Regions from separate parts of the Homo sapiens genome. Here region 1 is linked to region 2. The links are chromatin loops, found by intact Hi-C in ENCODE. Cell type or tissue: OCI-LY7. All regions are shown on one strand. Each heading gives the region's core, and the rest is flanking DNA. Links, peaks and the distances in the headings are about the cores only.

Region 1 (15,873 bases), core at 4,226-12,225, 1.7 Mb after region 2:
TGGGAGCCTTCGGAATGAAGACCTAATAAGTTACAGAAGCTTATATACCATCTCTAGGTTACAGAAAGAATTGGAGCATGGCCAAAAACAGGTATTGTTGGTAAATCCGGTTTAATGGTAAGACAGGTTATGAGAGAGAGAAAAGAAGAGGCTTGGCTAGCAAAGGTGGCCTTGTTATGTAGACGAAGCCTTCCTCAGAGAGAATGGATAGTAAATATTTATTTCTAGACTTTTAAAGGTGTCAGACTCTTAATCTCTCCTCAGTCTAGGAAAGGCGTAGAAAAGGCCTGGCAACATTAATGAACATTCGCCACAAGTGCAAATTTTTCTCCACAAAAGACAACTTTGCAAGGCCACTTCTGTTTGCTGGCCCTACAGAAGCCATTTTAAAGCATGCCAAAAAATATATTTTGGGGTAAAATATTTTGATTTTATTTACATGTATATTATTAGTTTTCATATGAGAGAAGTAATGATTATTCAATTTTAAATTTTATTTTTGCCTCAGTTTAAACACTCGGAAAACAAAAATGGTGTTTGTTATTTCATTATGTAGAATTCCTAGAAAATATTAGTAGAACTGCTATCTATTCATTAAACATTCATATCTTATATGAACTTTATTACCATAATTTCAAGGTACCAAACATAATCATGTCTAAAACACCAAAAGCAATGGCAACAAAAGACAAAATTGACAAATGGGATCTAATTAAACTAAGGAACTTCTGCACAGCAAAAGAAACTACCATCAGAGTGAACAGGCAACCTACAGAATGGGAGAAAATTTTCGCAACCTACTCATCTGACAAAGGGCTAATATGCAGAATCTACAATGAACTCAAACAAATTTACAAGAAAAAAACAAACAACCCCATCAAAAAGTGAGCGAAGGACATGAACAGACACTTCTCAAAAGAAGACATTTATGCAGCCAAAAAACACATGAAAAAATGCTCACCATTACTGGCCATCAGAGAAATGCAAATCAAAACCACAATGAGATACCATCTCACATCAGTTAGAATGGCAATCATTAAAAAGTCAGGAAACAACAGGTGCTGGAGAGGATGTGGAGAAATAGGAACACTTTTACACTGTTGGTGGGACTGTAAACTAGTTCACCATTGTGGAAGTCAGTGAGGCGATTCCTCAGGGATCTAGAACTAGAAATACCATTTGACCCAGCCATCCCATTACTGGGTATATACCCAAAGGACTATAAATCATGCTGCTATAAAGACACATGCACACGTATGTTGATTGCGGCACTATTCACAATAGCAAAGACTTGGAACCGACCCAAATGTCCAACAATGATAGACTGGATTAAGAAAATGTGGCACATATACACCATGGAATACCATGCAGCCATAAAAAATGATGAGTTCATGTCCTTTGTAGGGACATGGATGAAATTGGAAATCATCATTCTCAGTAAACTATCGCAAGAACAAAAAACCAAACACCGCATATTCTCACTTATAGGTGGGAATTGAACAATGAGAACACATGGACACAGGAAGGGGAACATCACACTCTGGGGACTGTTGTGGGATGGGGGGCAGGAGGGATAGCTTTAGGAGATATACCTAATGCTAAATGACGAGTTAATGGGTGCAGTGCACCAGCATGGCACATGTATACATATGTAACTAACATGCACATTGTGCATATGTACCCTAAAACTTAAAGTATAATAATAAAATAAAAAAACACAATTATTATTTCTAATAAATACTCTGTAAACACTATAACAATCAATTCAATTAAGCAAGCATTTAATTAATGGGTACTATTTATGTGCTGGGCATTGAGTTTATAATGATAACTAAGATATATTTTTCTTGCTATGCTCCAGCTTAAAGGAGAGGTTTGAAATATTTTGGATGAAGGAAGGTTCAAGGTGAAAATGTAGAACAAGAATGAAACAACTGACACATCTATCAAATGGCCCTTAGTGTAACTTCCCAATGGGCTCTCCTTGCTTGCTGCCCAGTTAGAGCTGATTTATCAAGACAGAGGAATTGCAATAGAGAAAGGGTTTAATTCACGCAGAGCCAGCTGAACAGGAGACTGGAGTTTTGTTACTCAAATCAGTCTCTCCAAAAATTTGGAAATTGGGTTTTTTTAAGGATAACTTGGTGGGTATGGGGGCATTGAGTAGGGAGTGGTGATCGGTTGGGTCGGAGAGATCATACAAAGTTGAAGCGGTCCTCTTGCACTGAGTTGGTTCCTGGATAGGGGCCACAAGACCAGATGAGTGAGCCAGTTTATCCATCTCGGTGGTGCCAGCTGATCCATCAAGTGTAGGGTTTGAAAAATACTTCAAACACTAATCTCAGGTTTTATCATAGTAATGTTATCTATAGGAGCATTTGGGGAAGTGAGTGATCCTGTGGCTTCCGGCTGCATAACCCCTGAACCGTAACTTCTAACTTTGTGGCTAATTTGTTAATTTTACAAAGGCAGTCTGGTTCCCATGCAAAAAGGCAGTTTCTTTTGGGAAAGGGCTGTTATCATCTTTGTTTCAAAGTTAAACTATAAACTAAATTTCTCCCAAAGTTAGTTCAGCATATGCCCAGGAATGAACAAGGGCAGCATAGAGGTTAGATGCAAGATGAGTCAGTTAGGTCACATCCCTTTTACTGTCATACTTTTCTCACTCTTACAATTTTTGCCAAGGCAATTTCATTAGAATAATCTGCTAACTAAGGGCTCTATGTAAAGTTGCTGATTTTCTTTAGAGGTTAGACGGAACTGGGTACCTAATCTGCACAGGCCAGTGAAATATACAAATGGAAAGCACTTGTTCAATAATTTTTAAGCATTTCAGATTGTGACAGCAGAGCATTTAACAAGCAAGGGCCTCTCTAAGCATTGGGCTCTGTGTGACTGCCCATATCACCTGCCCCTGAAGCCTGCCTTGAGGTTAGATTTTTTTTCTTTCTTGCTAATACTTTAGTTTCTCTTAGAATGCTTTTGTTGCCTGATGCATTAATTTGATAAAAATGATTCTGTGTCTCTGAAGTCCAAAGAGCATTGATCATGCCATCATGGTTTTCTGGCAACTTGTTAGTTATGCACATTATCTTAAAAAATCTATGAAGTAAAGACTTCTATTTTACTTTCTTGCAGGGCTTCACTGGAACAGATATGTAAGTAGAACTGAGGTTATTTTTACTTTATCATTATGCCTTTTTATAAGGAGTAAAGAATAGTATGTTAATCCATATATATGGAATAAAATTAGGATACCAGAAGGGATTTCAGATAGCCTTCACACAGCTAACTTACTGTCTTGTCAGTAGCAACACTAATAGGTAGAGTAATATTGGGAAAAAATAATGCTTTTGAATTTTTTGTACACTTAAAAAACATTACATATGACTGCATTTTATCATCATTTAATCTAGTCATCTGATTATATCATAACAGTGAAATACTGCATTTTACAATTGCCTGTATCCAAGATTTCCCTAAAGATACAGTGAGGAGAGACTATTTCTTGATGTGGTGATTTGTGATTACATATTTATAGGTCCACATATGTGTACACTTGGGGTTGTACTAGATACTACATTGGTAGTGGATATTAAATGCAAGCTTATATGGCATGTTGATTTTATGTCTTAGGAATGAGTATAAACTTCATAAAAAGTGAAACTAATAATAAACAGATAATTGAGATGTTGTTTGCCATCAGTATTGGATCATACGCATTACACGATGAAAGTTTCTAGATGCCAGTAAGTAAAAAGGAGCTGATACTTAGTTACTAATTATGTTCTGAATTTAAAGAAGTGCTCATCATAGAAATCATTTTATATAAACTGTGTTTAAAATCTAGTTATTTGTGAAGTAATAAAGTAGGCCTAATTCATAAATTTATATGCATATGAATTTAAGCACATGCATCTATAAGCAGAATTATATATACAAACAATGATATTAATAAATATATTATTTATCATAACTTAAGGCAGCGTATCTTATTTAATTACTGAACTGAAAATATTTTTACTCCAGTGACAGAAATGTACTGCAAAGCACTAATAAAATGCAACACGTATTGCAGATAAATCCTCTCCATATTGAAAACTTTGAGATTTATTGTGATCTATCATCCCAAGATCTATTGAGAGTTGAATAACATAAATACACAATTTATGCCTAGGAGATAAAACATGGATAAAAAATACCATGATCTAACAATGCGATTTGAAATCTGGCATCTAATTTACACACACAAACACACACTCACCCTTAAGTCTAGTGTGTATTGCCTTTAGTGCTCTGACATTACTAAAGGTAAACTATTCTAAGACAAGGTTTTCCTTTGTAGTGGTGGAGATACTTGTGGTGCCTAGTTGTGTGTGCAAACACACACACACACTCACACTCACATGGCTAACCAAACCTTGAAAATTTAAGTTGTCTTTTGCCCTCTCATTTCACTTACTGAAGGCAGACAATCTCTTCATGTATAATAAAAGCAATTCAGATTTTTGTAATGTAATTTTCTTAAGCCACTGACCTATTCCATTTCTCTTCATCTGGTTCTGATCTGAGGATAATTTATTTTATAATCTCTACTACTAAAGAAACAAGGTAAAATAAGTGAAAGGAAATAGTATTGATAATAATCACTTTATGACACTGTGTTGTAAACAACACCCTGATAAACCCTTTCCTCCATCTTCCACTGAGTGGACAGGGGAGTAAAGATGAAGCATTGGACGATGGCAAAAGGAGTCAACTTCAACTCATTTTGGCAAGTAGACATCTTGTGTCCTGGAGATCATAATTAACCATAATGTCAATGAAGAGTGACTATGGAAGAATTGTGCTGCTAAAATCATCTATTGACTAAAGAACCACAACCATAAATACAAAAGCAAATGCTATCCCATTTTTTGAGCCTAAACTTAATACATTTATGAGATGTCTTGAAATACAATTATTTTTCACTTGTAAAAAATATGAAGTCCTTTCAAAGTAGGAAAAAAATTATCCTATTTTAAAAAATATAGGAATGAATAGACTGTGGAAAACATCTATTTTATTTTTTAAAATGATATTTATTGCGTATTAGTATTAAATTTCCTAGCTGTCTCATTCACTCACACTCTGAACTATCACAGACATAACATTTTATGTTTTTAACAATTATTTTGTAATGCTAATTATATACAAAATAAAAATACGATTTTTTTTTTTGAGACGGAGTCTCGCTCTTGTCACCCAAGCTGGAGTACAGTGGCGGAATCTCTGCTCACTGCAACCTCTGCCTCCTGGATTCAAGCGATTCTCCTGCCTCAGCTTCCTGAGTAGCTGGGATTACAGCTACCGGCCACCACGCCTGGCTAAGTTTTGTACTTTTAGTAGAGACAGGGTTTCGCCATGTTGGACAAGCTGGTCTCAAACTCCTGACCTCAGGTGATCCGCCTGCCTCGGCCTTCCAAAGTGCTGGGATTACAGGCGTAAGCCACCGCACCTGGCCAGATATTTTTAAGTTTTAAAACTTAACTTTAAGTTTAAATCATAACTTTAAGTTATGATTAAATTTTATGAATTTAAATTAATTTTTTTAAAGTTGAGTTATAAGTTTTTGTATTCCAAAAGATTTTAAAATGTATTTACTTACAATCTTGTTATGTTGCTTTTCATTTTTTAAACATAAAAAGTGATTAATAATCATATAGAGAGAATAAAATTAAAATATGCCATCTCGAAATATAATTCTCTGGCATATTTTGAAATGGCTATTCAGAAGGACTGCAGACACAAGTATGGCTCTGGAAGCTATCCTTTGTGGGGGAGATTTGCATCTGTAGAGAAAACTTTCATTAGTAAAGTAAATAGCAAATGCAGAGGCTTTTTATTAAGGTATTCTTATCTGGATCTTGGAAAAATTAACTCACAAGAAAAGGAGATGAAAACGTTAACACTTACAAAGTCCTGACAGTGAAACTTTTACCAAAGACTACTGTCTACTCTGAGGGCTGCTACCTGCGAGGCTTCAACTGCATAAAAAGACAGCCTTTGTCACCAAGTCTTTTTTCCCCATCTCTCACCCATAACCTGTCACCATGCTCCAAGCCTCAATTTCTTTCTATAAAATATAAAAACTTTGTCATTTGGCTCTTCTTTCAATCTCATATTCATAGACCTCTCGTGTCCATGTGCACATTGATAAATCTGTATCCCTTTTCTCCTGTTAATCTGTCTATTGTCAATTCATTTCAGCAGACTCAGACTTCAACATTCGGGGGAAAATTTGAACTTCTCTACAGTTTTGGTATCTTTGGCAGGATTATAGCAAATCACTCTGCCCACACCCGAGGCTGCAGCCAGAAACCACGGAAACTGACAGACGCCAGCAAAAAGAAAGAAAAAGTTAAGAAATTTCTTACCAGTAATCCTCCTTGGGTTTCTGCCTTAGGACTAGTCAGGTGAGTGGTGAAACTCCATTTTCGTGTTTCCTTCTTTCTAAATTTAAAGGAGAGAAAATATTTTTAAAAGTTAGTTCTTTAAATTTGTGTCCCTTGTGGACTTGTTTTATACCTATTGATAATTAATCTTTAAACATCCAAAAATGGTCCTTGTTTTTCTTGTCTCTGTCCTTTGTGTGGTTTGGTATAAGGAGAAAAACCATAATAAGCTTCTCCTTTCATCTTGTTTTTGTGTCTTGAGAAACTTGGCTTTGTAATCCCCAAATTTATTTTCTGGTCTTCACTACCCAGGAGGGCATATTTGCCAGACATATACTAGGCTGGGAATCTGAAATGTCTGTTTTTCCAAATGTGTAGGTTCTCAAAAAAAAATTGCCTTTGTTATCTCAGCCTTCATTGCCTAACAATTAATGTCTTTGCTTTCTTCTTCTTCTTCTTCTTTTTTTTTTTTAGGTGGAATCCTACTCTGTCGCCAGGCTGGAGTATAGTGGTGTGATCTTGGCTCACTGCAACCTCTGCCTCCCAGGTTCAAGCGATTCCCCTGCCTCAGGCTCTGGAGTAGCAGCAGCTGGGACTACAGGTGCGTGCCACAGTGCCTGGCTAATTTTTTGTATTTTAGTAGAGACGGGGTTTCACCATGTTGGCCAGGATGGTCTCGATCTCCTGACCTCGTGATTCACCCACCTCGGCCTCCCAAAATGCTGGGATTACAGGCATGAGCCACTGTGCCCAGCCCAACTTTGCTTTCTTGAGCTATTGTAGCAGGACAAGCCGCAGACAAAACCCCTCAGACACCAAGTTGTAGAAGGAAGGGCTTTATTCAGCTGGGAGCATCGGCAAGCTACCATCTTAAAATCCGAGCTCCCCAAGTGCACAATTTCTGTCCCTTTTAAGGGCTTACAACACTAAAGATTTCACATGAAAGGGTCGTGACTGATTTGAGCAATCTAGGGGGTACATGACAGGGGCTTCATGCACCAGTAGTCAGAGTGAAACAGAACAGAGCAGAGAGTTTCACAATGTTCTTCCATACAATGTCTGGAATCTATGGATAACATCGGTTGCTAAGGCATGAGTTGATTTTTAGCTACTAGGCAGGCCCAGGCCTGGTTTCGGGTCTGGTTTTGGGTCTGGTGCCTGGTGCCGGGCTGCCTGCCTTTGGTTTCACTTCCTTGTTTCTTCTTAAAATAGGTACTGAGTATGAAACAATGTAAAACAATATGAGAAGGTCTCTCTCTTCCCTCACTATCTTTGGGAGGAGCTTTAAATATTGGGAGGAGTTGCGTGTACCCTTTTTGAAATGAAATTCTTGTGTTTATTGATTTTAAGCCATAAAAGGGCTTATTATAATAGTTTTGAGTCACAGATGAAGTAGGTACACATTTGGAGATTTGGAAACTATCTGTATGACTCTTGACATTCATTAATGATCCCTACATCCCCACCCCTTGTTACGGTAGGTAGCTAATCAGACATGAAGAGAGCAGGAAAGGGCTTCCCCAACTCCCTGACACACACACCAGGAATGTCAGGTGACCATCAGGTGATGATCAGGCAGTTGTTAACTGTCTCTCTAAAATAATAATTGTTCACAGTCAGTGCCAGGGAAAGGCAGTCTCCGAATAAACAGAAACACCTGAAACTGGTGATCAATAGCTTCCTGACAAGATGTCAGGATTTGGAGGAGTTGGCTCAATCATGCACATTAAGAAGCAAAATGGCAGAGTTTAACTGGTATATGACTTTCTAGGGACATTTGACTGATAAGGGAAGAACGCCTCAAGTGTATGCATGCATACAACTCTAGTAAACACACTGTGCCTGCTCCCCTCCCAAGTGCTGACAGGCCACTGCACATATAGACAGCCCACCCCAGGGGAAGAATCGGGGGGGAATGAATGCAAGATTCTGGAAGCATCTCAACTTACAAAACCCAAAGTCAAAAGGTCAAACCGCACACTTGATCTCTCAAGTTGCCCCGTTGGCCCTCTTCCAAGTGTACTTCCTTTCATTCCTACTTTAAACCCCCTTTATTTTATTTATTTATTTATTTTTTGAGATGGAGTCTCGCTCTGTCGCCCAGGCTGGAGTGCAGAGGCACGATCTCAGCTCACTGCAACCTCCGCCTCCTGGGTTCACGCCATTCTCCTGCCTCAGCCTCCCGAGTAGCTGGGATTACAGGTGTGCACCACCACACCCAGTAGAGACAGGGTTTCACCATGTTGGCCAGGCTGGTCTTCAACTCCTGATCCTCAAGTGATCAGCCCTCCCAAAGTGCTGGGATTTACAGGCGTGAGCCACTTTGCCTGGCCTTTCAAGCTTTTTAATAATCTTTCACTCTTGCTCTAAATCTTGCCTTTGTCTCTTTCCCCCTTATGCCTCCTGGGTTGAATTATTTCTTCTGAGGAGGCAAGAATTGAGGTTGTGGCAGACCAGTACAGATTTACTGCCGGGAACATGCATTGGTGCTGTGTGACTTGGATATGTTCTGCTCCTAAAACCCTAATGTGGATGACTTATTTTTCTGGTTTTTTTGTTTTGTTTTGTTTTGTTTTTGTTGTTGTTTTTTTTCTTATTGATTGATCTCTTATTTTGATGTTTTATCTATCCAGGTCATATGAAATGATCTGGCCTTCATGCACAGGTGGACAACCAAAAGTTTAGGAGCCCCAAGAATATAGCCAAACAGAAATGTGAGTTATACCTCATTTGCAGCTAGTGAAGTTTTGATTTTTTGGCTGGTCTGTGGGAGTGGTCTGAATCTTGGAAGAACTTCGTCTTTCTGTTTCGTCTTTGGAGTCCTTGGTTACAACCATAGAGAGGCTACGTAGTTTGGTCTTGAGTCACTTGTTAAATATATCTTTAGTTAAGATTTTGGTTTATATTCAGAGAATAATTTTTTTTTTAACTTTTCCTTTTTCTGTTTGCTTCCTGCATTCTCATTTGAGCTAACAGGAAATTTTATATTCAAAAGAAGAAATTTGATTAGTAATTACCCTGAACTTCTAAAAACTTCCATTATTTCTTTGTCTTTTGAGATGTAAATTCTCTCTCCAGTCTTACCTGAGAAATAATTCCTTTTTAAATGCAAATTTCAAGGAAAGAAAAGCCAGGAAACAGAAGTGTTTGCTGTTTGTTTGGCTAAAACCTCTAATGAGATATTTAAAGATTTCTTTTTTAAGAGCTTTATGGTCAAAAATTAACTTAATTAAAAGCTGATATTCAGGCTACAATTTTTTTAAAAGCCTCCCTGCTTTTTCTGTTTTGGATCCTGTTTCTACTATGGAATTTCTTTTAGTCCACAGAAGCTCCTTTTAATTATATGTTCGTTCCTCTGTCTACTTCCTTTTTTGTTGGCATGATTTCTGCTGAGAATAATATAAAACTTTATCGACCTTTTTGAAAACTCCCCAGTTTGCTGCTTTAGGATTTGTTCTTCCTTTTACCTCTGCCCCCATTTCTTTTGTCATCTTGATACTCTTTGAGGAAGGAAGAAAAGGTGCCACTGACCCTCTTTTTCCTCCTCACGAAGCCTTAAGAGTGAGAAGTCAGTTCCTCTCAGGTCCAAGGCTCTATTATCTTTCATATGAAGCTCCCTAATCTCCTGGCTCTTAGGAGGTGGAGTACCAAGGCTTGCTTTATAACTGACAAGTCACTGGTAAGAGCTACAATTTTAAAGGTAACTAACAATGTTACAGCAACCAGTTATTACGGCAGAAGGCAAATTCTTACTTTCTACCTTCTTCATTTCTTTGCATGCTTAGGTAAGAAAAGACTCAGGTATATGACTAAGTCAGACCCAACTGACAATCAGACAGTTATTTGAAACAGGCTTCCGAATTGTCTTTTAGGTTCATCTGTATGTAACCGCCCAATAGGTTCACCTTGCCTAGACAGAACCGATTTATCAAGACAGGGAAATTGCAATAGAGAAAGAGTTTCATTTACACAGAGCTGGCTGTACAGGAGACCAGAGTTTCATTATTACTCAAATCAATCTTTCTGGAAACATGAGGATCAGGGTTTTTGTAGATAGTTCGGTGGGTAGAGGGTCAGAAAGTGGGGATTGCTGATTGGTTGGGTCAGAGGTGAAATCCTAGGGAGTTGAAGCTGTTCTCTTGTGCTGAATCTGTTCCTGTGTGGGGGCCACAAGACCAGATGAGCCAGTTTTTGGATCTGGGTAGTGCTAGCTGATCCATCAAGTGCAGGGTCTGCAAAATATCTCAAACATTGATCTTAGGTTTTACAATAGTAATGTTATCCCAAGAAACAATTTGGGATGTTTAGAATCTTGCAGCCTCCAACTGCATGATTCCTAAACCATAATTTCTAATCTTTTACATAATCTGATAGTCCTGCAAAGACAGTCTGGTCCCCCAGGCAGAAAGGGGGTTTGTTTGGGGAAAGGGCTGTTATCACCTCTATTTCAATGCTAAACTATAAACTAAGTGTCTCCCAAAATTAGTTTGACCTATGCCCAGGAATGAACAAAGATAGCTTGGAGGTTAGAAGCTAGATGGATTTGGTTAGGTCAAACCTCTTTCGCTATAATAATTGTCTCAGTCATATTTTTTGCAAAGGCAGTTTCATGTGTACTTTATTGTAAAATCCTCTAATTCTTATGATTTTATATTACCTTAGCATTCATTTAAAATCTTCCTCTTTGTCTCACCTAAAGCACCCAAAGCTCCTTGAGAAAACTTATGTTCTTTCTCTATGCCTTTGAGATGTAAATCTCTCACCCTGTCTTCTCTAGGACTTGATAGCATTCTTTTGAAAAAAACTATAAGATATTTGTATCTATCTGTATGATTGTTTATGTTTATACACATATACATCTATGATATCTGTTGTGTCCACATGATACAAAATCCCTTCGTTGAATTTCAAATTGATTTAAAAGACAAATGAACATGCATATATTAAATACTTTAGGCTCCTAAAATTATAGATACTAACTCAAATTATTTTCAAATTCATATGAATTGAATACATTTTTTGTAAATAAAACTAGCTTAATATTGTTGGTTTAAAAAACAGTAAATCAAATAGATATGAGTGAGATAAAGATGTATCTCTTTGATAACTACATCCTTAGAATTTTGCTAAGTTAAATTAAATGATGGCTATTCATTTAATATCTAGTTCATTTCTAAAGAAGATAAAAGATTGAAACATTAATTGCTCAACATAGGTTTCAGTTTATTTACATTTGGCATCTTACATTTTATAGAAAGATAAAATATATTTGGGCTTGTTAGCAAATATGTCCTTTTCCACATTGGAAATATGTTCTATCAGGAAATCTATGTTTCTAGAAGTCATTAAGTATATAGTCATAAAATGGGTTGGTATGTGACTTTGAAGTTGCTTACTTCCTAGATTTTCACTAGAAATTAAGATTATTAGGATTATGTCACTGAATATTAATATATATACTTAAAACTACTAATAATAAAGGAAACAATTCTGTATACAAAATATACAGGCAAATTAAGATGTTATAAGGTATAAACGTGTTTTTGTTGAGGAAAGAAATCATTTTGTCTAGGTACAGGTTATTTAAAGGTTGACTCAAAATAAGTAAATGGAGATAAGAATGACTGAGCTAAACCTGAATAAATATAGAAGGTTGGGAAAAGAAAGACAGTGAAAAAAAATCCTGTGTCGTTAAACTGATAAAAATTTACTAAATTTAATATAAGGGTTTTAAAATTGAGACTTATCATTAATAGTACACTGATACAAAACTAGAAATTGCTTTTTAAGGATATTCATGTAGTATTAATAAGAGATAATAAAAGCTTTATGTTCACCTTTGGAGTAAAGGACAAAAAGAAAAAAAAAATTAGGGAAAGAGAGAAACATGTTATATGTGCCTCAGTTATCTTTACTAGGCCTTTTGATTATTTAGGAAAACTGAATTAAAGATAAGTTTTTCTACAAAAAATGTAACTTCCTGTATTTGCTTCTAAAATATTTTAGTTATTACCCTGAATTACTAGCATTTCATATTTCCCTGTGATTCTATTTTTTATCAAGTGTTTTAATCATTTGATATTTAGTAAACTTCTCAAAAATCAAAATTTGGGGACCTTCTTTGGTCTTTTTGATGCCAAAATAACTCTTGGAGTGCCAGTGGGCTCCTGAACACCTAAAGCACAGACATTAAACTAATCAACCTGATTCAATGTTTCAAATTATATGGAAAGCATTGTCAGGTAAGTGATGCTAAATGTTCTGCATGTGTTATTAATGTTAGTGTTCCAAAACTGTATGGGATTACTAAAAATCTAGTATGTTGTCAGTTATAATTTTTGGATATTATGTTAAATTTTACATTCTACAGAACTTACCACATTTATTTGTCCTCTATGGGTGATAATAAGCTACCATAAGACCTTTAACCATGGCTACTTTAAGTCTCATTGTTCACAGTTAATTGTTTTATTCTGATACTCTTTCTAAAAGTGCTTTGCAATCAGCTACAGTCTAAAATTTGCTTATTTTTCAAGGAGAATTATGGGAAAGACCCTAACAAGTGCCCTTGAATATAGATTTCTGATAACTTTAGAATCATGTCATTGGACTGTATAAGAATTTCCAGAACTCTTATGAAGAAACTGATGGGTTCATAAAACTCCCAACCTAACACCAAGCAAAACAAGAATTAATTACATTGTACTGAAATAATTTTTATGCCTTTTTTTCATTGTTTGAAGCATTACTGATTCTTTTTACGTTTTGTTTTCTAAAGTTAAGAAAACTTTTTTTCTTAAACTGTCTATAGGTTTATAGCAATTTGGTAATCTATACTTTTGTGAGCAACATTTAAACATTTATCTTTCTCTTTACCTGACCCCTCCAGATTTCAGAAACTATTTGTGAGTATTCTTATTTTATGGCAGTATGGTTATTTGTATAAGTTCAATAAGAATCTGTTCTCTTGTATAACAGAACACAATTAGAAACACTGGTCATTTTACCAAGGTTTTGAGCATAATGTCATACCTTTAAAATTGACCAGTGTGCTTTAAGATATTAAGGTTGACTTTATGGAACCAATAAAAAGGTTCCTGGAAAAACTGGCCTGGCACCTTAAATACACAATTCACATGGTTGTCTTACAGGGAGGTAAAGAGTGCCACTTCTTAGCAGCTTCTGAAACGTCAGGATATTTTGAGAACCTCAAGCAGAGAGGAATTCATCCAGATACTACAGATATTGCAGGGAGATTTCAAGGTCATATCTTTGACTTGGTTTCCTAGTCTTGAGATGCTTTAAAAAGAAGTCTAATTTGAGATTTCTTATAAAAAGTTTCAGCAAAGCAGACTTTAAAAAGAGCCTGTAATACCAATCACTATTCTTGCTAAACCATGTAAATAATCTGTATAAATAAACTATGTAAATAATCACACCAAAGACTAACCTTATTTTGCAACCAAATTAGTCTTAACATAGACATCTTTGGTAGAAGTGGAGGTGGAAGTAGAGAAAAAATCGTGTTTTAGAATAAAATTATAGTACACCTGTTATTAGATTTTAGATAATTATTTTTGAGATTTTATTTTTTATTTGTTATCTGGACTGAATACCAAATATTTTTAATTTCATCGTGTATCTGGCTATAAATCTCCAAAACATCATTTCCATTTTTTTTTCAACCTTTTGACTTGGAATCACTAATAATTAAAACTGTTTTTCCTGAGGTTCTACGAGCTAAAGTGAGTATAGTTGAGAAACAGACTCCAGAGAAACCACCACAGTGGCCTGTGTTTAGACAACCTTTATGACATTTAAACAGCAAAGTAGATAACTCTGTCAGATTGCCATTGATTACCCTGGTCCAGCTGAAGTTGATTCAGCCCAGATTCAAAAATCTTCTCCACTGGCTACCCTCCAAACTCAGAGACTAACTTAAAGATTGCTGCAGACATTATTAACCTTTGTTTTTGTTTCCAAATAAAAATCTCTAGTAAAATATGTGTGTGCTTGCACCATGTAGAGCAGTAGTCTCCAACATTTTTGGCACCAGGGACCAATTTTTGTGGAAGACAATTTTTCCATAGATGGTGGGGGAGTGTGGTTTTGGGATGAAACTGTTCCACCTCCGATCATCAAGTATTAGATTCTCATAAGGAGCATGCAACCTAGCTCCCTCACCTGCACAGTTCACAATAAGGTTCAGGCTCCTATAAGAATCTATTGCTGCCGCTGATTTGACAAGTGGTTGAGCTCACGCAGTAATGCTCACTCACTTGTGGCTCACCTCTTGCTGTGTGACCCAGTTCCTAATAGGCCACAGACAGGTACTGATCTGCAGCCCAGGGGTTGGGGATCTCTGACATAGAGCCTTCACCTTGAAAAAGTACATCTGCAGTGTTACCTCCTGAAATAAGACATAATTATTTAACTTAACTGACTTATTCTAGGACTAAGATACTGATTCAAGAAGATGTGGTGCAGTGTACTCAATATTTTTCCATTCTGCTTGTTCCAATCTATGTTTTCTTCCCCTCTGCCAATCTCTTTTCTTAAATTTTCTAATTCAAAGAAATCACCATAGCTACCAATTTTACTTTAACATGTGAAACTTTCTGGAAATAAAGTTTCAAATGGGGGACTCAAGGAAACCAAAATATGACACCCCAAAATATATTTGGCATATTTCGAAATGTCTATTTAGAGGGACTGCAGACACAGAAATAGTTCTGAAAAGCTGTCCTTGTGGGGGAGATTTGCATCTGTAGAGAAAATCTACATTAGTCAATAGCAGATGCAGAAGCTTTCTCTGAGTTTCCCTTATCCAAATCTAGGAAAGATTAACTCACAGGAGAAGGAGAATGAAAGTTTAACACTTTTAAAGATCTAACAGAGACTACCATTTATTCTTTCTGAGGGCTGCTACTTGTCAGGCTTCATATGCATAGCAAGACACATTTTGCTAACAACATCTTTCCTCCCTCTCCCACCCTTATCCTGCCACCGTATTTCAAGCCTTTATTCCTTTATGTGCAATATAAAAACTTCAATTATCTGGCTTTTGTTTGAGTCTCATATGGATAGTGACAGGAGACAGACAAATTCCTAGGCAGACAAGGACGTGTCCCCAGAGAAATCCAGTCTTCAAGCCAAAGACAGCCTGAAACCTGAAAAACAAGCTGCTGGTTCCACAGAGAGCCCATGACCGGAGTGAGAACTTCCTCGATGCCTTTTAACCAATTGAATGGTCCTTTTTCTAAGACCACTCATGAACCAATCAGCACACACTCCCCTATTTTATGAGCCCATAAAAACCCCAGACTCAGCTGCAAAAAGGGCTACCCACTTTTGGGCTCCCTCTTGCAGCTGATGGCAACCTGACTTCAGGGTGCCATCTCACATTTTAGAACTTTCCTTCTGTCACTTAAAATTCTTC
Region 2 (15,873 bases), core at 3,824-11,823:
GCATTTTTGTTGACATATATGCAACAGAATAATTTGTCAACATTTTTTTTTTGTTTGAGTCTCACTATTTTTTCCTCTCTCACTGCCTAGAGATAAGCAGGACTTAGGGCATTTTCGTCCAAAATGCCAAACTTTGGGAAAGTGCCTTGTTGAACTGTACAGTCATATAAGTGTATTCAGTCAAATTACTGGTACAGAAAATAACTTCTGTTAGAGTTTGGAATACCCCAATACTGGAAACTTGGGTAATGACAGATGGTTTTATGAAAAAAGTGGTAAACAAGAAGAGTATTGAGAAGTGACATACAATTTGGATTGGGAGAAGGTATTCCTGGTAGCGTAAATGGTTTGGATACCGTGGAAGACAGAATGGCCAAAGTCTGTATGAAAACAAATATAATTTATTTATTCATTCAGCAACTATATACTGTTACTCATTTATTCATTCATTGGTACTCATTTATTCATTCAGCAACTATATATTGGTATATATTGAATAAAGCAATGTGCTAGGGACTGAAAATATAATGGTAAGCAAAATAAACATTGCCTGATGTTCCAGATTAGAGGTTGGCAAACTTCAGAGCTGTGGGCCAAATATAGCCTACTACTTATTTTTACAAATAAAGTTTTGATAAAACACAACCACACTCATTCATTTACATTTTGTGTATGGCTGCTTTTGGACTACAACAAGGTTGAGTAGTTGCAACAGAGTCTAAAGTACTGACTTCTTATCTTTTGAAGAAAAAAAAATGCTGACCCTTGCCCTAGAGCACACAACATTAAGAGGAGACAGATATTAGTTAAATAACTACAACTAAATTAAAAATGAAGCTTTGATAAGGGCCAGGAATGTGAAATATGTGGCACCATGGAAGCACATAATAAAGACATTTGACTTAATAGGAGCAATAACAGAAGATTCTTTAAATAATTTAAAATTAAGGTCAAAGCTAAAGGGAGCAGGAACTGATCCAATGAAACACAAAAAGAACAGTGCAAGCAGAGAGAATATCACATGCAGAGACCGTGCAGGAATACAGTAACTTTGAAGGAAGGAAAAAACTGCACTGCGGCTGTAGTTCAAAGGGTGAGGGAAACATGGTACAAGATGAGACTGAAGAGGAAGGAAAAGGCCAAACTACACAGGATTTAAAAGGCCAGGTTGGGAGATTGTCTTTAAACTTAGAGTAAAGGGAATCCCCTTATGTGTTTTAAACTGATGAACGATACGATCTGTTACACTCTGAAAACGTCACCCAAAGTTCATGTGGAGAAAAGATAGGAATGCTGCAATAGCATATATATATAGACTAGTTATGCAACTTTGTTAGCTCTCTATGTGTCAATTCAGCCAGCCTGGAACTATATTTCTCATGTGGTTCTCGGCAGCATTGGCCACAAAAGATATTTTCCATGAGAAGACAGAAGTGCAGAAGCAGCCATATGTTTTAAGTTCTGAAGAGCAATAGCAGTATGGCAACTCATACTCATTGTGATTGATCTATCAGTTCACCTTATTGGCATGGGGCAGCACCAAGACCCACAGTGTCTTTGACTCCCATAAGATTTCCTCCTTTTGTTTCTCTTCTTCAGTAATTTCAAAATTTATTTTAGATTCAGGGGGTATGTGTGCAGGTTCATTACATGAGTATATTGTGTGATGCTGAGGTTTGGAGTATGGATGATTCCATTACCCAGGTAATGAGCATAGTACCCAATAGGTAGTTTTTCAACCCTTGCAGGCTTCATCTCGCCCCTCTCTAGTAGTCTCCAGTGCCTAATATTGTTTCCATCTTTATGACCATGTGTACCCAAGGCTTAGCTCCCACTTACAAGTGAGAACATGCAGTGTTTGGTTTACTGTTCCTGCTAATTCACTTAAGATAATGGCCTCCAACTTCATCCGTGTTGCTGCAAAAGACATGATTTCATTTTTTTATGGCTGTGCAGTATTCCATGATATATATGTACCACATTTTCTTCAATCCCCCATTGATGGACATCTAGATTTAGTCCATGTCTTTATGATTGTGAAGAGTGCTGTGATGAACATATGAGAGCATGTGTCTCTTTGGTACAATGATTTATTTTCCTTTGGGTATTTACCCAGTAACAGCATTCCTAGGTCAAATGGTAGTTCTGTTTTTAGTTCTTTAAGAAATCTTCAGACTGCTTTCCACAGTGGCTGAACTAATTTACGTTCCTGCCAACAGTGTATAAACATTCCCTTTTCCCTGCAGCCTCATCAGCATCTGTTATTTTTTGACTTTTTAGTAATAGCCATGATGACTGGTGTGAGATTGTATCTCAGTTGTGGTTTTGATCTGCATTTCTCTGATGATTAGGGATGTTGAGAATTTTTTCATGTTTGTTGATCATGTATATGTCATCTTTTAAGAAGTGTCTGTTTATGCTCTTTGCTCACCTTTTAATGGAATGATTTTTGCTTTTTGAATTGTTTAAGTTCCTTGTAGATTCTGAATATTAGACCTTTGACAGATGCATAGTTTGCAAATACTTCATTGCATTCTGTGGGTTGTCTGTTTACTCTGTTGGAAGTGTCTTTTGCTGTGCAGAAACTCTTCAGTTTAATTAGGTCCTGCTTGTCAATTTTTGGTTTGGTTGCAATTGTTTTTGAGGACATAGTCATCAATTATTTGACAAGGCCAATATCAGAAGGGTATTTCCTAGGTTTTTAGTATAATTATTATCATTTGAGATCTTAAATTTAAATCTTCAATCCATCCTGAGTTAATTAATGTGTATGGTGAAAAGTGGAATCCAGTTTTATTCTGCATATGACTAGCCTGCTATCCCAGTGCCATTTATTGAATAAGAGGACTTTTCCCCATTGTTAATTTTTGTTGCCTTTGTAGAAGATAAGATTACTGTAGCTGTGCAGCTTTATTTCTGAATTTTCTATTCTGTTGCATCAGTCTGTCTGTTTTTGAACCAGTATCATGCTGTTTTGGTTACTATAGCCTTACAGCACAGTTTGAAGTCAGGTAATGTGATACCTCGGCTTTACCTTTTGCTTTGGATTGCTTTGGGAATTTGGGGTCTTTTCTGGTTCCATGTGAATTTTAGAATAGTTATTTTCCAATTCTGTGAAAAACGACATTGGTAGTTTGATAGGAATAGTGTTGAATCTGTAGATTGCTCTGAGCAATATGGCCATTTTAATAATATTAATTCTTCCAATCCATGGAATGTTTTTCCATTTGTATTATCTATGATTTCTTTCAATGATGTTTTGTAGATTTCCTTGTAGAGATCTTTCACCTACTTGGTTAGACGTATTCCTAGATACTTTATTTTTTATTGCTTTCTCTGAACCCAATCCTAAGCCAACCAGTTTAAGGTTTGGGAAATTAACTCTTTCTAGTTTGGAGGATGCATCTGAGGGGAGTGCCTCATAGTACAGAGACACAACTACCTATTAGTGAAGAGAAATCCAAGGAGAAGAAAGGAAAAAAGAAGGCATGTTTTAAAGGAGTCCCAGAGGTTCTGGATGCATGTGAAAGGGGTACAGACTGAAGATGAATGGCTACCCATCTAGAAAGAGGGAAACAGGCATCCCTGGCTCCCTTCTCTTCCTAGCAGATACCTGAGGCACATGAGGGAGAGAGGAAAAAGTCCTCTTTCTGTCTTCTGTTCTTGCATTCCCAAGTTCCGGCGACCTTGGCAGGTGCCACCGTAAGTAGCAAAGCAGCTTGCACCCATGAAGCAGGGGGCCTAGAGAACAGGAATTATCCGCTCTCACCTATGTCTCTTTCCCACCTACTGTCAATAGCCTTGGAGTTCCCTAGACCTCATTTATGCCATGGATATTAACGTGGCCTTTATCCATGAAACAGGAAGCTTGGGGTTGGCTTAATCGAAAGGAATCAGCCACACTTACCTGCACCGTGCCTTTCAACTTCCATTATCGTCTGCCTCTGTATCCCTCAGATCCAGTTTTCCCTCCTAGGGCTTTGACTCGAAGCTTGGAATTGAGTCTGGTACAAAAATGTGTCTCAGGGGGCATTGCATGGACTCCTTAACATAAGCCAAATGCTAACGTGAAACTGTGGAATTGAGTTTTCTCTCCAAGGGAAAGAAGAGGAAGTCTTGGGATGCACTCAGATAACTGGTGGCTATAGTTATGCTTGCTAAGATTTGGGTGCATGGTGCTTGGCCTTGGTTAGTTCCCTTGGTCTTAGTTTTCCAAAGGGAAACCTCTGAGTGATGGGCACCCTATTTATTCCAATCACCTGGTAGGATTTGCAGGGTAATTGTTCTCAGAACTAGAATATTGATCCACATTTCTACATTACCCATCCCTCTTGTTCTTTCTGAACTGAAGCCAGGAATTGCTGGTTGGTTCACAGGAGCAAGCAGGGCAAGTCTAAAATGTAGGCAAAACCTTAAAAACAACGACTGAGTTTAGAATTTAATGACAAATGTATAAGTTTTGAAACATGATTACTTTCTTTCTCCAGTCCTCATTTTTAAAAAAAATCATCATAGGACTAAATGGAAAGTACAACAAGAATAATTATGTCTACATAGGCCTTTCGGATTGGCTTTGATGACAGTTTATTCCACAAGGAATTTCAGATAAGACCGTTGAAAGCCGAGCCCAGCCATGGGTTTGCATCCTCAAATACCTGTGAGTTGGGTAATCCTTTCATCTTAAAGTCCCAAAATAAACTTGGGGCTCTTGGACCTGTTAGAAAGTGACATTCTTTACTGACCACCAGTCAGGAACCCTGTATAGGGACTGTGTAGGCAAGGGTATGAGGCCAGTTTTCCCACTGGGCTTTTATTGGCTCTGCAAGTCGGGATTGACTCCTTAAAGGGAAGCATACCCTTCCAGTCAAAGCCTTGGTAAAATAACCACTTTGTCCAATTGTGTTCTGTTGGAAAAGAAAACTGGATTCTTTTTTCTTTTTCAATTATACTTTAAGTTTTAGGGTACATGTGCACAACGTGCAGGTTAGTTACATATGTATACATGTGCCATGTTGGTGTGCTGAACCCAGTAACTCGTCATTTAACATTAGGTATATCTCCAAATGCTATCCCTCCCCCATCTACCCACCCCACAACAAGCCCCGGTGTGTGATGTTCCCCTTCCTGTGTCCATGTGTTCTCATTGTTCAATTCCTACCTATGAGTGAGAACATGTGGTGTTTGGTTTTTTTGTCCTTGTGATAGTTTGCTGAGAATGATGGTTTCCAGCTTCATCCATGTCCCTATAGAGGACATGAATTCATCATCATTTTTTATGGCCGCATAGTATTCCATGGTGTATATGTGCCATATTTTCTTAATCCAGTCTATCATTGTTGGACATTTGGGTTGGTTCCAAGTCTTTGCTATTGTGAATAGTGCTGCAATAAACATACATGTGCATGTGTCTTTATAGCAGCATGATTTATAATCCTTTGGGTATATACCCAGTAATGGGATGGCTGGGTCAAATGGTATTTCTAGTTCTAGATCCCTGAGGAATCACCACACTGACTTCCACAATGGTTGAACTAGTTTACAGTCCCACCAGTAGTGCAAAAGTGTTCCTATTTCTCCACATCCTCTCCAGCACCTGTTGTTTCCTGACTTTTTAATGATCGCCATTCTAACGAAAACTGGATTCTTATTGCACTAATGCAAACAACTATATTGCCATAAGAATACTCATCGTTTCCAAATTCTAGAGGAACCAGGCAGAGAGAAACAAACATGCTCCAAATCTTGATTACAGGAGTGTATACCTTACTTAATTATTAAAGGCTGTAAATAGTTCAAAAGTTTCATTGACTCTGAAAAAGAAGGATCAGCAATATTCCAAGCAAAAGTCAAAAAGGTTGCTTCAGCTTCCTGAGTTCAGTCTATTTAATTAACTGTTGTTTTTCTTGATATTCGTAAACATTTCAGCTCTTCACAAGTCCTGCTCATTTTCCTTTATTAAAATGTTACAGTATCCAAAGTTATCGGAAGTCTGTATTTGAGAGCACCTGTTAAAATCTTATAGCCAATTATAAACCATCTTTTGAAAAGGATTAAAACAAGACAATAATTATCTGTGAATAGCAAAATGTCCAGGGTAGTCACAGTCAAAAACACAATTGACAACAAAGTTTGGTTATCTCCGTGGTTTACGATAACTTAACAACCTTAATTATGATTGATAGCATACACTTATACATTAAAATTTTAGAAATCCCATACAATTTTGGGACATATGTTAGCATTATTCACAAAAATATAACCTAAAGAAGATTGAGCATAATTTTGGCAATCCCATGTACCTAAACTTGTGAAATAATCCTGCTTACCTCTCTTTTCCGGACACTTCAGTGGCTCTCCGAAGTATTTGAAAAGCCAGGTGCCAGGGAAGACAATTTTGAAACTGAAGTTTGATTTGGGGAATGCTGTTAAATGTTCAAGATTTAAAACACTTGATATTACGAAATAGAAATCCAGATTACCATAAATTATTTATTTTGCCAAAATGATGACTCAGAAATTTTAAAGAAGCAAAAGCCTTTGATAACCCTTTACAAATTTTGCCAAAGAGAAGATTAGTACCTTAGAAAAACCTTGTTATGCTTTTATTTTGAAGCTCAATTTATATTGAGAAAAAACATGTAATACTTTTTTTAATTTAGTCAATATGCTCACACTGAGAACCTCTTCTGCAAGATTAATTTCCAAAATTTTTCCACCACTTCTTTGAAACTTCAGCTTTTTCCTAATTTAACTCAATATAATCCTTTAACCCTAGGCCAAAGTTTACATTTCCATGTCTTCTTATAACCTTTTACAAAACACATACACACACACACACACACACACACACACACACACGATTTTACTGTTCTTATACACCTTGCATGTAAATCTGTTTTCAGTAGTCTCAATTACATGTTATAATGGTAACTCCTAGCAATTGTTAACTTTAAGGTAAAACTTGGTACATTAGCTTTAATTATGTGCTAACTACAGTCAAGGTTTGCCTTCTTAGTTAAGGGCATGGTTAGTTCCATATATCCCCAGGCCTTACCAATTGTGAAGCAGGCAAGACAGACAGTTCTCAAAACCCAAAAAGCAGTTCGTAACCTCAAAACACTTAGCAAACCTTGCATCCGGCCTGCATTTTACCAATAGTCCTTGGGGCTGTTTTTATTTCTCAAAGATTACAGTCACAGAACTGGAAGGTACCATAGCTTTTATTTCTTAAAATTATTAGATCCAGGCACTTGTCTTTCTTTACGCCAAAGTAATTAGAGCTCTTCTTTTTTTTTTTTTTTTGAGACAGTCTTTCTCTGTTGCTGAGGCTGAAGTGCAGTGGCGTGATCTCAGCTCACTGCAACCTCTGCCTCCCGGGTTCAAGCAATTCTCCTGCCTCAGCCTCCAGAGTAGATGGGATTACAGGTGCACGCCACCATGCCCAGCTAATTTTTTGTATTTTTAGTAGAGACGGGGTTTCACCATGCTGGCCAGGGAGCTCTTTTTACAGACATCATACGTAGAGCACACACAGACAAGCAGAAGAAAAGTCAGTCGCTGGATGGGGCCCTTTAAGAGATAGGGCCACATGCAGATATCAAACCAGAAAGAACCATTCCCTAAGGCAGGGTTGCTAAACAAAACCAAAAAAACTTTAAAGGTTAATTTGTTGATGGGGTAGAGTAGGGGAAAGAAAAGAAACAGTTTAAAAATATCTGGGGAAGAACCTCTTATTCTTAGGCAAGTGGTTCCTCCGCTGGGGAGAAAAGTTTAATTACTGTCCCGTGGAGTTGAAACCGTTTGGCTGGGGAAGGGGAAAGCTGCTGCAGCATGGCTGGGAACCAGCCTGCTGGCTGTGTGGGACCCTTGGGCACCGCGTCCCAGCCCCAGCATGGAGGTGGGAGGGGCTGAGAGCTGTTGCTCCTTGGTTCTTCCTGAGAAAGGAAGGAAAAGGCCATGAAAAGGCCCCCAACCCCCAGGAGTGGAGAGGGATGGGGGTTCAAACCCCAGAAGCGACAAGGAGTGGGGGTGCAGTTTCTTGTAAGTTCAGACGTCTGAGGTTGAAAAGGCTTAGAAATCACAGTGAGAGGTTTTGAGTTCCCATTTCACTCACCACTTCTGGAGCCCCTCATTTGCGGCAAAAACGTTGCATAACTTTTCCTTAGTTCAGGTAAAAATGTGGGGGCTCTTGTCTGTCCAACAGCCATGAAAATTTAGGCTCACAGACAGTTTAAAGGGTGAGTAAAGCAGGGTTTTATTGGGTGAAAAGGGCCGGGGGGCGGGTGGGGAAAGGACACGGATCCTCCACACGGCCAGAGTACCCTGCTAGAGCACTTCCCACCTGGCTATTTGAATCTCAGGTTCCGCACAGGAAGAGGAGGGGCTGGGCTCCTCCGCATTGCAAAGGGTGCAAACTTTCTGAGGTTCCAGTCCAGTGGGCAGGCTGGTTAGAGTTCCTCTAGGGGCCCCCTCCCACCTGGCTGTCTCACTTACAACTTCCCTGTTCTGTATGATGTTGTCTATGAGTTTGTCATACATGACTTGTATTATTTTGAGGTATGTTCTTCTGATGCCTAGTTTCTTGAGGGTCTTTATTATGACAGGATGTTGAATTTTACTGGAAGCTTTTTCTGTGTCTATTGAAATGATCATATGGTTTTAGTTTTTAATCCTGTTTATGTGGTGAATAACATTCATTGATTTTTATATGTTGAACCAACCTTTCATCCCAGGATTAAAGGCTACTTGATTGTGCTGAATTAACTTTGTGATGTGCTGCTTGATTTGGTTTACAAGTATTTTGTAGAGGATTTTTGCATCTATGTTCATCAAGAATATTTGCTTGTAGGTTTCTTTTGTTGTTATTGTGTCTTTGCCACCTTTTGGTATCAGTATGATGCTGACTTTGTAGAATGATAGGGAGGAATACCTCCTCCTCGATTTTTTGAAATAGTTTCAGTAGAGCTGGTACCAACTCTTTGTATATCTTGTAGAATTTGGAGGAAATCCATCTGGTCCAAGGTTTTTTCTTTTCCTTTTTCTTTCCTTCTTTCTTTCTTTTTTTTTTTTTTTTTAGTTGGTATGTTTTTTAAATTACTGATTCAATTTTGGAACTCAATACTGGTCTGTTTAAATTTCTTCCTAATTCAAACTTGAGAAGTTGTGTGTTTTCAGGAATTTATCAATTTCCTCTAGATTGTCTAGCTTCTCTGCATAGAGATGTTTATAATAGTATCTGAGTATCCTTTATATTTCTGTAGGATCAGTTGTAATGTGACCTGTGCCTTTTCTGATTGTGCTTATTTGGATTTTCTCTCTTTCTTTGTTAATATAATTAACATTCTATCAATCTTGTCTATCCTTCCAAACAACTAACTTTTTGGTTTCATTGATTCTTCGTATGAATTTTTGGTCTAAATTCCATTTAGTTCTGCTCTCATTTTGGTTATTTATTTTCTTCTGCTAAGTTTGGTTTTTATTAGTTCTTGTTTTTACTAGTTCTACGTGTGATGTTAGATTGTTATTTTGAGATCTTTTTAATTTGTTGATGTAGACATTTAGCAATATAAAATTTCCTCTTAACACTGCTTTTGCTGCATCCCAGAGATTTTAGTATGTTATATCTCTGTTTTTATTTATTTCAAAGACTGTTTTGATTTCAGCCTTAATTTCATTTTTTACCTGAAAGCCATTTAGGATCAAGTTACTTAATTTCTGTCATTGTGTGATTTTCAGAGATCTTCTTGGTAATGATTTCTATTTTTATTCACCTTTGGTCTCAGAGTATGGTTGATGTAATTTTGAATTTTTAAAAACTTAACTGAGACTTGTTTTATGGTCAAGCATGTGGTTGATCTTTGAGTTTGTTTCATGTGCAGATGAGAATAATATATATTCTGTGTTTGATGAGTGGAGGTGTTTGTTAGGTCCAACTGGTTAAGTGTCAAATTTAACTCCAAAATTTGTTTGTTAATTTTCTGCCTTGAGGACCTGTCTAATGCTGTCAGTGGTGTGTTGAAGTCCCCCATTATTATTGGGTAGCTTTCCACATCTTTTCATATGTATAGAAATACTTGTTACATGACTGTGGTGCCCCAAAGTTGGGTGCATATATATTTAAGGTAGTTAAGTCTTTCTGTTGAATTGAACCCTTTATCATTATATAATGACCTATTTTGTCCTTTTTTACTGTTACTGGTTTAAAGTATATTTTATCTGATATAAGAATAGTAATCCCTGCTCATTTTTGTTTATCGTTTGAGTGATAAATTTTTCTCTAACCCTTTTCTTTGAGCCTGTGGATGTTGTTACATGTGATATGGATCTCTTGAAGATAGGAGATGTATGGGTCTTGTGTTTTTATCCAACTTGCCACTTGGTGCCTTTTAAGTGGGGTGTTTAGGCTGTTTTCATTAAAGGCTAATATTGATACATGAGGTTTTATTTCTATCATGAAGTTGTTACCTGATTGCTTTGTAATTTAGTTTCTATTGTGTAGTTGCTTCATAGCTATGTATTTAAGTGTGTTTGGAGGGTAGCTGGTATTGTTCTTTATTTCCATGTTTAGAACTCCCTTAAGAATCTCTTATAAGGTGGGTCTAGTAGTAACAAATTCCCTTAGTGCTTTCTTGTCCAGAAAAGATTTTTTTTTCTTCTTCAATTATGAAGCTTAGGTTAGCAGAATATAAAAATCTTGGCTGGAATTTCTTTTCTTTAGGAATGCTGAATGTAGTCCCAAATCTCTCCTGGCTTGTAAGGTTTTTGCTGAAAAGTGTACTGTTAGCCTTGCAGGGCTCCCTTTGCATGTGATATGACCCTTTTCTCTAGCTGTCTTTAAGATTTTTGTCTTAGCGTTGACCTTTGACAGTTTAGTTTAGTGGCCCTATGCCTTGGTGATGTTCCTTTTGTATAGTGTCTCACAGATGTTCTCTAGATTTCTTATATCTGGATATCTACCTCTCTAGCAAGATGAGAGAAATTTTCTTGAATTATTACCTTAAATACATGTAACAGGTTGTTTAGTTTTTTTTCTCCTTCTCTCTCAGAAATGCCAACAATTTATAGGTTTAGTCACTTTACATAATCCCATATTTATAGAAGACTGTTTATTTTTTAATTCATTTTAAAATTTTTGTCTGAGTAGGTTAGTTCAAAGACTGCTCTTTGAGCTCTGAAATTCCTTCTTTTGCTTGTTCTCATCTATTAATAAATCATTTAGTTTTACGTTCACATTCCTTAAGTGAGTTCTTTAATTCCAGAACCTCTGATTGATTTCTTTTTAATACGTTTATTTCTTTTTTCATTTCCTGGATTGCTTTAGATGTTCCTTTGTGTTGCTTTTCAAACTTGTCTTGGATCTTGTTGAGCCACCTTGCAATCCATGCTTTTAATTTATTTATTTTTTTAACTTTTAGGCTCAGAAGTACATATTCAGGTTTGTTGTACAGGTAAGTTGCATGTCATGGGGGTTTGGTGTACAGATTATTTTGTCACCCAGGTAATAAGCATAGTGTCTGATAGTTTTTTAGTCTTCACCCTCCTCACACCCTTTACCCTCAGGTAGGCCTCAGTGTCTGTTGTTCCCTTCTTTGTGTCCACAGGTACTCAATGTTTAGCTCCCACTTAGAAGTGAAAACATGCAGTATTTGGTTTTCTGTTTCTGTGTTAGTTCACTTAGGATAGTGACCTCCAGTTCCAACCACGTTGCTGCAAAGGACATTATTTTATTCTTTTTTATGGCTGCATAGCAGTCCATGGTATATATGTACCACATTTTCTTTATCTAGTCTATTGTTGATGGACATTTAGGTTGAGTCCATATGTTTGCTACTGTGAATAGTACAGTGATGACCATACATGTGCATTCTATCTTTATGATAGAATGATTTATATTCCTTTGGGTATGTACTCATTAATGAGATTGCTGAGTTGAATAGTAATTCTGTTTTAAGTTCTTTGAGGAATTGCCACACTGCTTTCCACAATTGCTAAGACTAATTTACATTCCCACCAGTAGGTATACGCATTCCCTTTCTTTACCCCTTTTCATTTCTGAGTTTCCACTTTGGTCGGGGACCATTGCTGGAGAGCTAGTTATATTCTTTAGTGCTGTCACTGCATTCAGATTTTTTTATGGTGCCATAATTCTTATACTGGTTCCTTCACATCTAGACACACTGGATTTTTTTTTTTTTTTTTTTGAGATGGAGTCTCACTGTGTCACCCAGGCTAGAGAGCAGTGGTGCTATCATGGCTCATTGCAACATCCACCTCCTGGGTTCAAGTGATTCTCCTGCCTCAGCCTCCTTAGTAGCTGGGATTACAGGCACCCACCATCACACCCAGTTAATTTTTGTATTTTTAATAGAGGTGGGGTTTCACCATGTTGGCCAGGCTGGTCTTGAACTCTTGACCTCAAGTGATTCACCTGCCTTGGCCTCCTAAACTGCTGGGATTACAAGCGCAAGCCACCACACCCGGCTGCATTTCTTATTTCTATAATTATTTTCATGTTGATAGAATCCATGTTTCTTTCTTTCTTTCTCTCTTTCTTTCTTTCTTTTTTCTTTCTTTCTTTCTTCTTTCTTTCCTATTTCTTTTCTTACATTATTAGGGTATTTTGGGGTTTTTTCCCTCTTCCTTAGGCAGTGTTACTATGGAATGTTGGGTAAGGTCTTTTAGCCCTATTAACTTTTGTTGGTAGGTTTTACATTGGGCCATGTGGTTTGACCCACAAGCCAGTAGATGGCACTTACAGGTAAGAGCTGGCTGCAGCCAATGCAACTGGTTATGTACTTGACCCTTGTTCACTAGGAGAAGCTCTTGTTGCCTCAGGCAATGAGCTAATACATGGAGTACACAATGGTTTGATCTCCCCACTCAGCTCTAGTGTGGGACAGGATGGGTGGAGCTGGACCGGTTAGGCCCAACTACAGGTCCCCAGTGACAAGCATCAGCACCAGCACCAAAGAAGAATGCAGTGGGCAGCCACCATGTGCCCAGAGGTGAGTCTAAAAATGGAATTGGAAAACCTTCCTACCCCCAAGTTCTCAGCATGGGGAATGGGGGTAGCCTAAACTCCTAATCCAGGAGAGTGGATACTCCAGGTGCACGGAGATCTGCCTGGGCATGAAGTGGAGAAGGTCCCACTGCACCACAGTCTCTTCACAGCAAGGGAATGGTGGCTCAGGCTATTAATCCAAACAAGCAGGTGCTCCAGATGTTTGGGGATCTGCCTGGTGATTGGGCAGAGAGGGCCCTGCTTCACCATGGTCTCTGCACAGGAGGACTGGGATGACTTAGGCTACTAGTTCAGGAGAGTGAGTGCTCCAAAAGCTTGGACATCTGCCTAGGCATGAAGCAGAGAGGGCCTCCTCTGCACCCAGATCTCTGCACAGGAAGGGCGTGACAACTGAGGTTGCCAATCCAGGTGAGCAGGTGCTCAGAATACCTGGAGATTTGCCAGGACATGCAGTGAGCATTTAAAGAGTTTAAATTTTAAAAGTTTTTAGAAAAAAAATCCACATAGAATACAACCAAGAGACACAAAGAAATGTTCAGTTATTGGACATTTTTTCTATTATTTTTTTCAGTATTTCTCATTATTATTTTTTGTTGTTGTGTATAGCATCTCTTTACTTTATAAAAGTGATCTTCAGCTTACAGACAAATGGTGGGCCATTCATGTAATATCAACATACCTATACATGACATCTACTACCAAAGACTGATAGTGGTTTTGGGGGTACAATTTGAATTAAGCAAGGCCTCTGATAAAAATAATAGTAAATGTTTATTATTTTAAAGCCGATTAATTTCAATAAGAAAAAACAAAAGTCCAGACATGGTGGTTAATTCCTATAATCCCAGCACTTTGAGAGGGTAAGGCAAGAGGATCACTTGAAGTCAAGAGTTAGAGACCAGACTAGACAACAAAGCAAGACCATGTCTCTAAAAAAACAAAACAAAACAAAAAAATTAGTTGAGTGTGTTGGTGTGTGCCAGCTATTCAGGGGGCTGAGGCAAGAGAATTACTTGAGCTCAGGAGTTCAAGCCTGCAGTGGGCTATGATGGCGCCACTGCACTCCAGCTTGGGTAACAGTGCAAGACCCTGACTCTAAAAGATAGAGAGAGAGATAAAGATAGACAGAAAGATAAAGATAGAGAGAGAGAGAGAGAACATACATTTACTTGTTGGAAGTCATTTTATTTTATCAAGTATCTATACATGTAACTTGATGTCTTTCAACCAAAGTAGACAGGACAGCAATTGTACTGGGCATAAATTCAAGTACACCAGATTTTCCAACAGAATGCAGTCAGCTATTTATTCACTTTTATCTTGTCTATGTGGAGCACTCTGTGTGATATCTGTATTTCTTACTGATCTCAGCAATTTTTTCTGAGGCAAGGATAAAAATATATTCTTTATATGTTCAAAACATCTAGCACAGAGATTTGCACACTGCAGGCCCTTAGTAAATGTGTACTGAGTGAGTAAAGGGCAGAGTTGACTTTCTAAGTTTCTCCAGCTTAGTAGTAGTAGAAGTAGTAACAGCAGTTGCAGTAGCAGCAGTAGCAGTGGCAGTAGTAGTAGTAGTAATAGTAGTAGTAGTATATTTAAGATCTGGGAAAGGAAGTGGGGAGGGAGAGAAATCAGCCTACCTACATCACCCAGAGTCCTATATAATAAAATGCAGAAAATTAGACCTCTAATGAGAGCTTTTGTTCAGGGATAATGTTATAAATGATAGATACAGATATGTCAACTATCTGTATGATAGATATGTTCGACTATTTGTCGATGTTCACAAAAAAGTTTTTTATGTGAATGTGAACCCTTGTAAATTTGAGGGATTCCTAAGTCTGCAAAATCTATCCTGAAGTTTTATTTTTAGTAAATAATGATGTGCAATAAAACAGAAGATATCTATACACATGCCAGCTGTGATTTTTTTATTGTGCTTGGTTTGGTACATATTATAATAAAGAACAGTATATGTGTGTGAAGATAAAGTGATATATGTAACTGGATAAATTAGAACAAGGGAAATACTTTAAAGACAAGGGCGGGAAATGATGGTGGTTTCGTAAGTATGTAAACATAGAAGTCAAGTCTTATGCAAATATTTTAAAGTGTATTGGATCATTAGTCATGGTGAGCCAATAACATATGACATAACAGATGTGCTTCCAGTAGATGCTAGAAAAAAATCTGTAACTTTGTAGAACCACATCCTCCATAGTTATTGGTTAATTATATCCATGCCTATTGATGGAAATCACAGACTCCCACCCAGAGTTTCAATTATGGTAATTGGTTCAATTTATAGACAAGGTGAATTCACTGTATGTGTGTGTACCCTCAACACTCACAAGGATATGTACATATTATTTATTAATTTGAGATCAAACCTCTATATGTTATATTAGAAATTTATCAAATTTGTAGTGAATTTTGAAAATATAAAATTACCTTTGTATTAATTTTTAAAATTTTTTTTCTGGGCTTTGCCTTTCCTTTTCTTTTTGTTCTTCTAAAATACTTTTAAATTATTCTCAGAATCTTTGTATTATAAGGTTTAGCAAGAAGGATGAGAGTCAGGCATAGAAACCTGAATAATATTACCATTCATATTTGTAAATATACCTACCAAACTCTAACAATAATCCTGTATACAGCAACCATGTGTTTTAAAAAATTGAAAATAATTATTATCTTATCTTGATTTTTGATTTGATATACCAGTCATATGTATATAATACTCTAACCACTTATACTTCATTTTTACATGTTGCCTTTTTTAAGGTGTGAAGTTAACAATGCCGGTACATTTTACATCATAGGCACACAAAAATCTCCTTGATCTGGAA

Evidence for each region. A loop is a pair of places that touch in the nucleus more often than their neighbours do. Peaks named below come from ENCODE experiments on the same cell type or tissue, not always from the same donor. Only the 100,000 strongest peaks of a DNase experiment are listed, where the experiment ranks them.
Region 1: a loop joins it to region 2, with 4 times the contacts of the local background. A loop is called at or near these places in 2 of 110 quality-filtered maps.

Annotation. Positions count from the first base shown.
Region 1 is chr3:104,513,831-104,529,703 of GRCh38, reverse strand. LOC105374021 (a long non-coding RNA gene) reads left to right here. Exons shown (of 6, transcript XR_007096271.1): 3 at 3,139-3,158; 4 at 6,315-6,455; 5 at 6,909-7,035; 6 at 9,068-14,436. Among named protein-coding and RNA genes, the nearest start is that of ALCAM, 850 kb to the left of the region's middle. RefSeq lists enhancers at 5,944-7,143, 7,640-7,919, 15,747-15,873. In OCI-LY7, for the core only: no CTCF peak of the experiment used is centred there; DNase peaks (open chromatin) are centred at 6,013, 6,413, 7,023, 7,563 and 2 weaker places; H3K4me3 peaks cover 6,045 bases; H3K27ac peaks cover 6,653 bases.
Region 2 is chr3:106,248,602-106,264,474 of GRCh38, reverse strand. No RefSeq gene overlaps it. Among named protein-coding and RNA genes, the nearest start is that of CBLB, 390 kb to the right of the region's middle. RefSeq lists an enhancer at 7,416-7,775 and a silencer at 12,749-12,808. In OCI-LY7, for the core only: no CTCF peak of the experiment used is centred there; DNase peaks (open chromatin) are centred at 7,124, 7,574, 7,844 and 8,414; H3K4me3 peaks cover 5,737 bases; H3K27ac peaks cover 4,805 bases.